Linked DNA regions of Mus musculus: all the other regions are linked to region 1. Evidence: chromatin contacts called from ENCODE Hi-C data. All regions are on one chromosome and are shown on one strand. Each heading gives the region's core, a stretch centred on a gene start or an enhancer-like site at or near the end of the contact. The rest is flanking DNA. Distances are from core to core; before and after follow the strand shown. Region 1 has its middle 5.0 kb from the start of Gm24255. Region 2 overlaps Plcd3 (phospholipase C, delta 3). Region 3 has its middle 25 kb from the start of Gm33742. Region 4 overlaps Abr (active BCR-related gene).

Evidence for each region. Hi-C counts contacts between places; a loop is a spot of excess contacts on that map.
Region 2: a map of T-helper 1 cell shows a loop between it and region 1 (67-fold over the local background). The contact joins two enhancer-like sites. A Hi-C loop is called at or near these places in 4 of 37 maps with a recorded cell type or tissue (T-helper 1 cell, T-helper 17 cell and regulatory T cell).
Region 3: a map of T-helper 17 cell shows a loop between it and region 1 (99-fold over the local background). The contact joins two enhancer-like sites. A Hi-C loop is called at or near these places in 3 of 37 maps with a recorded cell type or tissue (T-helper 1 cell, T-helper 17 cell and regulatory T cell).
Region 4: a map of T-helper 2 cell shows a loop between it and region 1 (105-fold over the local background). The contact joins two enhancer-like sites. A Hi-C loop is called at or near these places in 4 of 37 maps with a recorded cell type or tissue (T-helper 17 cell, T-helper 2 cell and regulatory T cell).

What each region holds. Positions count from the first base shown.
Region 1 is chr11:25,232,365-25,234,973 of GRCm38, reverse strand. No RefSeq gene overlaps it. Among named protein-coding and RNA genes, the nearest start is that of Gm24255, 5.0 kb to the left of the region's middle. Within about 2 kb of position 1,331, at least 1 of the 3 ENCODE cell types and tissues checked has a DNase peak (open chromatin) inside an H3K27ac peak, as active enhancers do.
Region 2 is chr11:103,072,399-103,075,007 of GRCm38, reverse strand. Plcd3 (phospholipase C, delta 3) reads left to right here. Exons shown (of 15, transcript NM_152813.3): 9 at 5-151; 10 at 299-449; 11 at 1,164-1,280. Among named protein-coding and RNA genes, the nearest start is that of Gm42090, 26 kb to the right of the region's middle. Within about 2 kb of position 1,292, at least 1 of the 3 ENCODE cell types and tissues checked has a DNase peak (open chromatin) inside an H3K27ac peak, as active enhancers do.
Region 3 is chr11:86,892,121-86,894,729 of GRCm38, reverse strand. No RefSeq gene overlaps it. Among named protein-coding and RNA genes, the nearest start is that of Gm33742, 25 kb to the right of the region's middle. Within about 2 kb of position 1,331, at least 2 of the 3 ENCODE cell types and tissues checked have a DNase peak (open chromatin) inside an H3K27ac peak, as active enhancers do.
Region 4 is chr11:76,546,366-76,548,974 of GRCm38, reverse strand. The region is part of intron 1 of Abr (active BCR-related gene); the gene reads left to right. Among named protein-coding and RNA genes, the nearest start is that of Abr, 24 kb to the left of the region's middle. Within about 2 kb of position 1,301, at least 1 of the 3 ENCODE cell types and tissues checked has a DNase peak (open chromatin) inside an H3K27ac peak, as active enhancers do.

The DNA.
Region 1 (2,609 bases), core at 82-2,581:
TCTTACCTATGTTATTCCTAAATTAAACACTTTCTCACTCCCCTCTAGCAGATGAAGGATTAAGCAAACACTGTATTATGGAATACTGGTTAGCAATAAATAGGAAAAGACAACTGACCTGTGCAAGAACTTAAACAAAACTGCAGAAAATCACACTGAGTAGAAAGATAAATCCTAAGATTCCATGGGGATAGGGGCAAAGGTAATTAGGGACCCAGAGGCCCTGAGAATGTTGGAAAAAAAATAAGGGATGCATTTTAAAATGTTATCATTGAGGCAAACTGAGAGAGAGAGTGCATGTATTTTTTAGTACTTTCCTTTCCAGTGTATTTGTGTGGGTGGTGTGCATGTTTCCATTGTGTGTACACACATGTTCACTGGTAAAATATACACATGCACATGTCCTTGTAGAGGTCTAGAAGTTGATGTCCAGTGTCCTCTGGTCAGGCTGCTCTAGCAGGCCAGCTTGCCAGGAGGTCCCGTCTACTCTCAAGGGCTGAGTACCTGTCTTCTGTATGGTTTCTGGTGAACAGAACTCAGTTTGTCACGCAAATATCCAAGTATTTTCCCACTGAGATACTGCCCTAGATCTATGCTTTTTTTTCTTACTACTGCTTGTGAATCTACAATCAATTCAAAGTAAAGAATATGGGGTAGGAGAGCACATTTTAAAATATGGACAGGGAATAAAAATGGAACCTAAATGTTCTCTTTACATTTTCCAGTTTGGAAAACATTTTTGTCAATTGCATCTTGGATTTACAGTTAGACTGCAGCTGTTTCTTTCTAGAACAAATTATTGTGCTTGCAAGGAAACTCTTGAGTTCTGTCCTGAATATACCAGTCATCTTCCCAGACTGATATTTTGACACACCCTTTCAGGATTGCAAACCTGAGGCTCAATTTTCCTAGGGTTTCGGTGTCCTGCTTATAAAACAGCCAGGAACATGGCCAAATCCACCTGAGCGTACTCTTGTCAACCTCCTGAGTTTATTGATATTTACATTTATGATACAGACAAGTCTTTTAAGAGCCTCTTTTTCTGCTGCCTGGTGTTTGCTTTTGTTGTGAGAAACCAGACAGTTGAGGGAGGGGGCAGCATGTGGGCAGGATTTATTGGCACAGCACACTGAAGAGCAAACACACTACCAAATAGAGGATATTGATAAGGAGACTAAATTCATTTGAAATCACTAAAACTCAGTTAGGGGCATATTGTATTAAGTGAAATGCCATTACTGAAGGGCCCAGGGAAAGACTGTATGCCAAGTCATGAGAGCTTTTCAGCTCACTGGAAGGCAGCCATTGTGCCCACGCACTGCATTTGATGGCTTGGAAGAAGAGATAATTTCTGCACAGATCATAAAGGGACTTGAAAATGTCTCAGTCCCTAGGAGCACACGCTCGAGCTGAATTGTCCCCAAGTGAGAGCATGCAAGAGAGGATGCCTGTGTAGTCTAAATGCATACGAAGTGGGTTGAATTTCAGCTTTCCAGAAAAGGCTCTTTCTCCTCCCCACTGTGGATTATCAGTGTTATAAAACAGCACATCAAGGACAAACATCTGATTCTATGGGAGTTTTGTTTTTTATTGTTTTGGTTTTTGTAAGGCATTTCACTCTATGTAGAAATGATGCCAAACTGTTGGTTTGTGTTATATATTTTATTTATTTAAAAATGTATCTAATATATTTGATCATGCTTTACTCTCCTCAAATTCCTCTCATATCTCTCCATTCATCTGTCTTCATTCTCTCTTTCTCTCTTCTCTCTGTCTCTTTCTGTTCTCTCTCTCTCTCTCTCTCTCTCTCTCCCTCCCTCCCTCTCTGTGTGTGTGTGTGTTCGTGTGTGCCATGCCACATCCTCTCTCAAAAGACATATTCTAAATACTGTTCTTTAAATAGAAAATTTCCACAAATGAGGTAAGTCTCCTGCTCATGACTTAACTTTTGCTGTGAATGGAAACAAGGAACAAGTCAGAGGGTACATTGAAAAATTCTGTTTTCTCCAACAGTCTCTGAACGGTCTTGTACACTGCTCTGGCACTGTTAATCCTCGAGAGCAAGGACAGACTGTAAACACGAGTCCATTTCAGTGATGTGTATAAATCTTATTCAGGTTATTCTGACTGAGGCAGCCCCTTATCTAACAAGCACCAGAACAGAATTTCGAAAACATTTTTAACCTGTGACAATAGAAGCCCAGATTTGTTCTTACCAACAATGGAATAAGTGTAATATCTCATGTCAGCTAACTTCATGTCTTATTTATGCCTAATTCTTTTGGGTTCAGCGTTTTAACAGTCTTTGCATTAGGATTTTCTGTCAGCACTGAATCCTACAATGCATTTCTGAGAAGAGGGATATTTTTCAAATACATGTAATGTTTATAATGATCAGAGTGGAAACAAATTGTCTTAGTTGTGCTCTCCCATACTACCATACCATCCCATACCAGAATGTATGCTTTGAGCCCTTGATAATAACTTTATTGAAAAAGATCAGAACATCTTTGGAACAAGGTGAAATGGTTCAGGCTGTCGGCAAACAGTACCACTGGCTGGCTGGAGAAAGATCCACATCAAGCCCTCTTAATGAGCATCCACCCAAG
Region 2 (2,609 bases), core at 43-2,542, about 78 Mb before region 1:
ACAGCAGCTCAAGGGCCGGATCTTGGTGAAGGGGAAGAAGCTGCCAGCTGCTCGGAGTGAGGATGGTCGAATTCTGTCAGACAGGGAGGAGGAAGAGGAGGAGGAAGAGGAGGCGGAAGAGGCCTTGGAAGCTGCAGAGCAGAGGAGTCGAGTGAGTGTGTCTTGACAACTGGGTCAGCAGGCTGGGTCCTGCTGCGGGCCAGGGGATGGGGCAGCAGAGAAGGGTGGGAAGGAAAGGGAGGTGGGGTGGGGGAGGGGCTCTTGAGCTTAGTGATCCCCACTGAGGCTGGTTTCCCAGGCCAAGCAGATCTCCCCAGAGCTCTCAGCGCTGGCTGTGTATTGCTGTGCTACCCGCCTGCGGACCCTGGATCCCAGTCCTGGCCCGCCTCAGTCTTGCACGGTTGGCTCCCTCAGCGAGCGCAAGGCCAGGAAGTTCACCAGGGAGGCAGGTAGGAACCAGAACTCTGGATATCTGGGGACAGGAGAGCATGGAGCCTTCCGGGCTTGGGTGGTGATGGTGGTGGTGGGTGGAGGATGGGTATCCTAGAGTGTTCTCAAGATTTCAGAGGGCTGAGGACTTAGGGGGACCAGGTAAAGACTCTGACTTTATGGGGGCCTGGCTCCAGGCTAAGTGTGGGCGCAGAGCCACAGAGGAGAGAGGTTTGGAGTTGCCTTCACCACGGTCATAACCAAATGGTGGTCAAGGCACGGGCCAGGCAGCCAGGCTAGTGCCAGGGGCCAGCAGAGCCTGGAGGGTATGAGACCAGGAAGGCTTCATGGTTCATCCCATGTCTGAGAAGACGTCACTGCAGAGGAGGGAGGAAGCAGAAGAGGAAAGGACTCCAGAGAGGAGGAACAGGTCATAGGAAGACCTAGAGGCATGGCCACTGTAAGAGTCCCAGGAACCTAAGGCATGGCTAAGGGTGTGGGCAGAGTGAGTGACAGGGACCGGCATTCAGTGTAGGCCGCAGTCAGGCTGTGTGGCTGCCAGGTGTCCCTGCCTCTATCTGGTCCTCAGCAACCCCCTCTTTCTAGTCTCACCATAGTTCAGGAGAGAGGGAAGCTGGGGTGAAGTATGTGTGGGGGCAGGATTATAGGGCCTGGAACTGGGCCAGGGACAGGAGCCTGGGTCCTATCATAATCCTGTCCCAACTCTGCCCCAGGGACCAGCTTTGTCAGGCACAACACTCAGCAACTGACCCGAGTGTACCCACTGGGGCTGCGGATGAACTCAGCCAACTATAACCCCCAGGAGATGTGGAACTCCGGCTGTCAGCTGGGTGAGCGGGGCTGCAGGCAGGGAAGTCTCTGGGCGGGGATGGGTATTTCAGCAGTGGGCAGCCACACAGCTTTCTTTCTTTCTTTTTTAAAGTAATCTAGTTTTATTTATTATATGTAAGTACACGGTAGCTATCTTCAGACACACTAGAAGAGGGCATCAGATCTCATTATAGATGGTTGTAAGCCACCATGTGATTGCTGGGATTTGAACTCAGGACCTCTGAAAGAGCAGTCAGTGCTCTTAACCGCTGAGCCATCTTGCCAGCCCGCCACACAGCTTTCTAGAAGGTGGGAATGCATTGGTGGTTAACAGGCTGTCTGAAATGTAGGTTCATTCGTTCCTGGCAGTAAGGAAGTGACATTTTGTTTTGTTGAGCCAGAGTCTCGCTATGCAGCCCTGGCTGGCTTTCCACTCCTCTGCCTCTGTCTTCCCAGGGCTGGGTCAAAGGTGAGCACAACAGGGTCAGCAAAAAAATAGTTTTTCTTTTTCTTTTTCTTTTTTTCTTTTTTTGAGACAAAGTCTCTGACTGTCCTAGAACTCACTGTGCAGACCAGACTAGCTTCACCTGCCTCTGCCTCCTGGGTACTGAGATTAACAGCATGCGCCACACTGCCAGGCCAAAAGTTATATTTCTGTGTGGTACTTGGGTGGTAGAAGGCAGGGGGTGCAGTAGTTCATGTTCCTCCTTGGCTACTTAATGAGTCTGAGGCCAGCCTGGGTTACATGAGACAGTTTAAAAATACCTAAGAGAAAGTTACTTGGTTTTGTATGTTCCTGTGTGTGCGTGTGTGCACACATGTGTGCGTGGATGCAGAGTAGAGGCCAACGTGGGGTATCTTTTCAGATCTCCCCTTTTTTGTGTAGGAGTGTTGCTATGCAAGCATCTGTGTTGCTATGCAAGCATCTGCATCACATACATGCCTGTGGAGGCCAGAGAGGGCTCTGGACTCTCTGGAACTACAGTTACAGACAGCTGTGAGACACCACATGGGTTCTGGGGACCGAATTCACGTGCTCTGTCCCCAACTGCTAAGAGTCATCTCTCTGTCACCTTAGTTTGTCAGACAAGGTCTTTCACTATCCCTGGGGTTTGCTCTTTTAGCTAGGCTGGGTGAGTAGTGACCTTCCCCCGCCCCTATCCCAGAATCCACCTACCTCTGCCTCCACAACCCTGAGCTCAGAGAGACATACTGCTAGGCCTGGCTTTTTCATAGGTTCTGGGGATTCAAACGTGGGGCCTCATGCTTGCCCAGCAAGCCCTTTATTCCCTGAGCTGTTTCCTCAGCTCCCACAAGTTAGATTTTTCTGAAGGTTGACATTAACAACT
Region 3 (2,609 bases), core at 82-2,581, about 62 Mb before region 1:
AGTCTGAGGCCAGCCTGGGCTACATGAGATGCTATCTCAAAGAAACAAAAAACAAAACTAGAGAGAGGGAAAAAAACATTAAAATAAAAGTTAAAATCTAGATGTCAGGGTGAAAATATTCTATTGGGCCTAAGGTCTGCCGTAGAATCTTCTACCAGAGGAAGCAGACACCCGCGTGCCCCAGCTGGCTGCCAGACAGCACGGTGTCACGGGGAGTCTTGGCTGACTCACTTTTCGCTGGTCTCAGCCCAAATGCCTGCCCTGATATGGTTCTAGGTTATCCCTTCCTAGAAAATTCGGTGCCTCACTTTGGCCCATCCGTTGTGGAAAGACCTGGAAAGACGTGCCCTGTGCTGCCACCTAACGGCTGCTCCCAGTCAAGGCAGGGCTTCTCCCGCTGTTCTCGGCGGCACTGTACAGCCCCTCTCTGCCCATCCTACCTGCTTTGAGAGGCTCGCAAAGGGAGGAGCGCTCTTCCAGGTGCGCTCATTTCAGGGCACCAGGGCTGTGACTAAGACTGGCAAGTCGTCTTAAACTTCGCCACGTCCCGGTTGTTATTTCCTGTCTGTTCCCCCGCCGTGATTAACGGTAAAACTCTGAAGGCAGAGGGGGACCAACGTGCTTGTTTACTGAGAGAGGAAGGAAGCGGGGGGAGCTGGGAAGAAGGTACCCTAGGTTTAAGGGAAATAACAGCCTGGCAATGAGGTGGGCGGATGGAGCTGATGGGAAGGGAGGCTTGTTAGAAAAAGGAAAGAGCAGGTGCCAGTCAGATAGCTCTGCCAGCCTTTCCAGTTTTATCCTTTTAAATAATGATTTGTTTATTTGAGACAGGGTCTCACGCAGCGCAATCAAGCCTTTGTGCCTTGACTCCTCCTCCTCCTCCTCCTCCTCCTCCTCCTCCTCCTCCTCCTCCTCCTCCTCCTCCTCCTCCAAGACAGGGCCTCACTATGTAGCTCTAGAACTCCACTATGTAAACCAGGCTGGCCTGGAAGTCACAGAGATTCTCCTGCCTCGGTGCCCAGCTGCTGAGATTACAGGAATGTGCCACCATACCTGTGTGCACATCTGTTTTCAAGCAGGGAGATGAGACACAGTAGCGTTACCAGCTAGTGCTGGAGGTTAGGGGCCTCGGTAGCACATGACACCCCACCACAGTACAGGATCTTAAGTACAAATGGCTACGGAAAGGCTAGGCATACAGGATACCTGCCTGGGAACAGAAAGGATCAGGATGGAAGGAGCGGTGGATGCTGTGGTGGAGGAGGACACACGGCTCAGCTAAGGAGGCAACAGCTGCGGAGCCATGGGTGGTTATGAGTTTAACGACACCGCGCACCTGCATTACCAGATCTTTCAGTTTCTAAAGAGCTGGGAGTCTGGGTTCTTCCGTGAAGTCTCTTTCTTTTGAAGTGTTGGCAGCTAATGTAGCTTAAAAAGAAAGAAAGGAAAAAAAAAAGAGGCAGCATTCTGTGGGCCAAATAAAACATGTCAGTGAGGCATATTTAGCTCCAAGGCCGACTCCACAAACTTGGATCAAGGGCTATTTGTGTTCTGGAATCGTGACACACTAACAAGACCCTTTCAAGGCATGTGGTCTCAGGCAAGCAAATGCTAGATAACGGGGACGAATGTGTGAAGTGCCTTGGCTCAGACTTATTAGCTGGGATGGTCAGACCTAGATGTCTACAGAGAGCTACTTTGTTAATATGTCACACGCTGCTTAAAAAAAAAAAAAAAAAAAAAAAAACATTGAATGTATTCATCCACTAACCTCAGAAGCAGTTATTGGCTAGACCCAGCAATATAGACCTGTAACCCCAGCTCTTCAGGAGGCTGAGGCAGGAGGATGTCAGGTTTGAGGCCTTCCTGGGCAGCTTAGTGACACCTTGTCTCAAAATAAGAAGTAAAAAGAAGTTTGGGGACATAATTCTGTGTTAGAGAACTTGCTGACTAATGCAACCTACTTGTCTGTCTGTCTGTCTTTTTCCCTATGGGTAGCCTTGGCTGTCCTAGAACTTGCTTTGTAGACCAGGCTGGCTTCAAACTCAGAGATCCACCTGCCTCTGCCTCCTCCTGCATGCTGGGGTTAATGGTGTGAAGCCCCACACCTGGTGCTACAACCTCCTGTGGGCTGCCATTGTCTAGTTCAAGAGACTTAACACTAGCTGACTGAAGTCACTAAAATCCCCAGCGGTGGCACGAGTCTGCCCTAGCTGCCTAGGCTAGTCTGTCCAGGCTGTCTGAATATGAACTTGGTTTAAGATAATTTTCACAAAGGGAACTATTTCCACTGAATATTGACTCTTTGACCAAGACTGCGTTATTTTAAAAGAGTGATTCCTACCCCCCCACTCTCTCTAGCAGAGCAAATGCATATGTGTTAGGGTTTATTAAGGATAAGAGAGGAAGAATTGTGGCAGATGGGAGCGTCACTGAGGAAGGAGTAACCCACTGCTCTGTTCTGATGGGATTAGAGACAGCCACTGAGAGACAAGAGGACCTTAGCACACGTGTTTGTTCCTGAAGTCCCCTGGACTTGCTACTCGGCCTTCAAAAATATAATCTTAAGAGAGTCAAATAGTGCCAGGTATGGTGGTTCACGCCTTTAA
Region 4 (2,609 bases), core at 52-2,551, about 51 Mb before region 1:
TATCCTGTTCGGCCCCTGTCCCAGTGCTATTCAGCCTTGATCTTTAACTGTTAATCTATAACTGAACTTCCTTGTAACTTTTGAGAACCCAGCTCGGGTACTTTTTCATGCCTTGCAAAATGGCGTTACTACAGCTAGCTTGCTAAGCCTTATGGTGGGGTCTTTCACCCTGACTTGGAGGTTTGAGGGGCGCCTACCTTGGTAGGCAGTAGGAGCAGTGTTCTGTCCCTGGTACAAAACCTTCAGTGAGTGAAAGCAAAAAACGATCTCTTTGCCTGGAAAGGAAGAATAGAACACAAGCTTGCTGTCAGAGCTATATTGTGGCCTGAGGACTCTCGGTGGCTGGTTGTGGCTGGTGAGCTGTTCCCACAGCCTGGGCCTTGCAGCAGGTGCCTGCAAGCATCCTTCACCCTTTCCCTGAGGCAAAGCCCTCAGTCCTTTCCAGTTGGGTGTGCATTTGTAGATTCAGCCAACTGCAGATTGTAAATATTCAGAGAAAAATGCATATCTTGAGCACATGCAGGCTTTTTTTTTTCCTTGTCACGATTCCCTAAACTAAAGAAAGGAATAATGAACAAAACTCAACCCATCTGCCTCTGTTCCTTTCAGAATATTCAGCGGGGCCATTCTGTTCCTACCATATCTGGTCCAAACTGTCTGTAAGAATTCCCCATGCCTAGAGACCCCCTTGTTATACATTCTGATCCCCAGCACCTCAGCACACTCTCCAGGTTGTGACCAATGAGACTCTTCATGTCCCACAACAAGCCTGTCCTTCTAGCTCAGCATGCTGCCTCACCCCAGTCATTACCACCTCCAAGAGGGCTCCCCGGCTTGACTGTAGTACTCATCTTAACAAGATGCTAACTGAGCCACATCCTTTAGCACTTCCTTACCTATTATCTTACAGTGAAGTTGTGTTTCATGCCAGTTACCAGTTCTTCTTTGCCAGATTCTATCCTTGGAGGTTGTATTCTTAGGATACTAGGACACTGTTCTCAGCACTTCACCTACCTGCCAAAGTACCAATTGTTCCTGTTCTTTTTAAATGGAGGAGGTCATCTGCTCCTCCCCTCCCGTGCCTTCCTTAGGTCACTGCCCAGATAGCTGGGGTGTTCATTCTGTAGATTCCCCTAGGCGGGCTCTTCTGGAGGACCTTATTCAGTGTTTGAAAAGCTCTACTTGCCCAGTCAGACTGATAAGAGATGGGCTGCTTAGCCATTTAAACTCCTCTTCCTTTCCTCTACTCTTGCTAGGCACCGTGGCTGGGCTGCAAATGCTTGACACGAGGCAGATGAACAGGCGAAAAATGACTTGAGTTCAGTGCCTATGCAATGAGCCCCACAGAAGATGCGAGGGAATGCTCAGATGGCTGAAGTGTGTGTGCATATGGTCCTCCCTGTCTGTGGCTTCTACATCCACAGATTCAAACAACTACAGATGAAAAATACTCAGCAGGATGGGCAGTGTCTTTACTATAGGTCATATAATGACGGTTTAGAGGACAGAGGCTAGGACATGTGCCTGACTGCTGAGCTATGGCTCTAGCCCCTCCCTGTGCCTAATTTACTTTTTGTAGTACTTGCTGTGAAACAACTCAGGGCCTTGGGAAGACTAGGCAAGCGCTGTGTGATCAAACTACAACCCCGTTTGCTGTTTTATACAAAGCATTTCAGCATCCAGGGGTTTTGAGATCCCTTAGGGATCCTGAGCTCAAGTCACCCCTGATCCTAGCTCCCATATTAGTACAGATTCCTGAGCTACACAAAGGAATAAAGACCTGGGGCTCCTGGGGATGGTGACAGCACAGGCTGGGGGTGGGAGGAGGGGCAGGAGCAGGGACATGGAGGCTTTGTTTAGTGAATCCAGATTGTTTTGTTATGTGTTAGAACATCTGAGGTAATAAAAGTGGTCTGGACCAGCCCTCTTCCTGTCACAGGTACTTGACTAACATAGATTTCCTTTGTAAATGTAAATTTATTTTAAAATGACATTTTTTTTCCAGAGCTATTTCCTCATCTGAGTTGTCTTAGAATAACTAGCTTAAAACGTGCCAAAGTAGCCAGTCTGAGTTTATTCCCCAGGACCCACCCATGTAGAAGGAGAGAACTGAGTCCAGCAAGTTATTCTGTGACCTTCACACACTAATTGACACCCGGTGCATCATCTGCACATGTGCACACACATAACAAATAAGATAAATGTAATTAAAATTAAAGAAAAAAACCAAAAACCCAAGGGAATGCTATTTGGGGTGGCATGTTCTTGGGAGGGGTGCCCTGAGCTGAGCAGGTGGGGTGCTTTGTGATTGGTTGGGAGTGGAGTAAAGCAAAGACGCATGCTGGAGACAGCGATCTGTTTTTCCCTTTGAAACCTGTTTTTCTAGCACACGAGCATCCAAGAGAATTGTGAACAAGAAGGATGCCAGGAGGAGGGAGAGCTGGGTGCCAGGAGAGGAGAGGGCAGTTGGGAAAACATTGCAGAGCTCAGGTCCATGATCCTCTGCCCTGGCTGTAACTCAGGGTCAGCCTCAACTGTTGACCACTGTTAATCAGCTGAGTGTCCTGTGCAGAGAGCATTTTCACTCTGCACCAGAGGGTTTAGCCTCC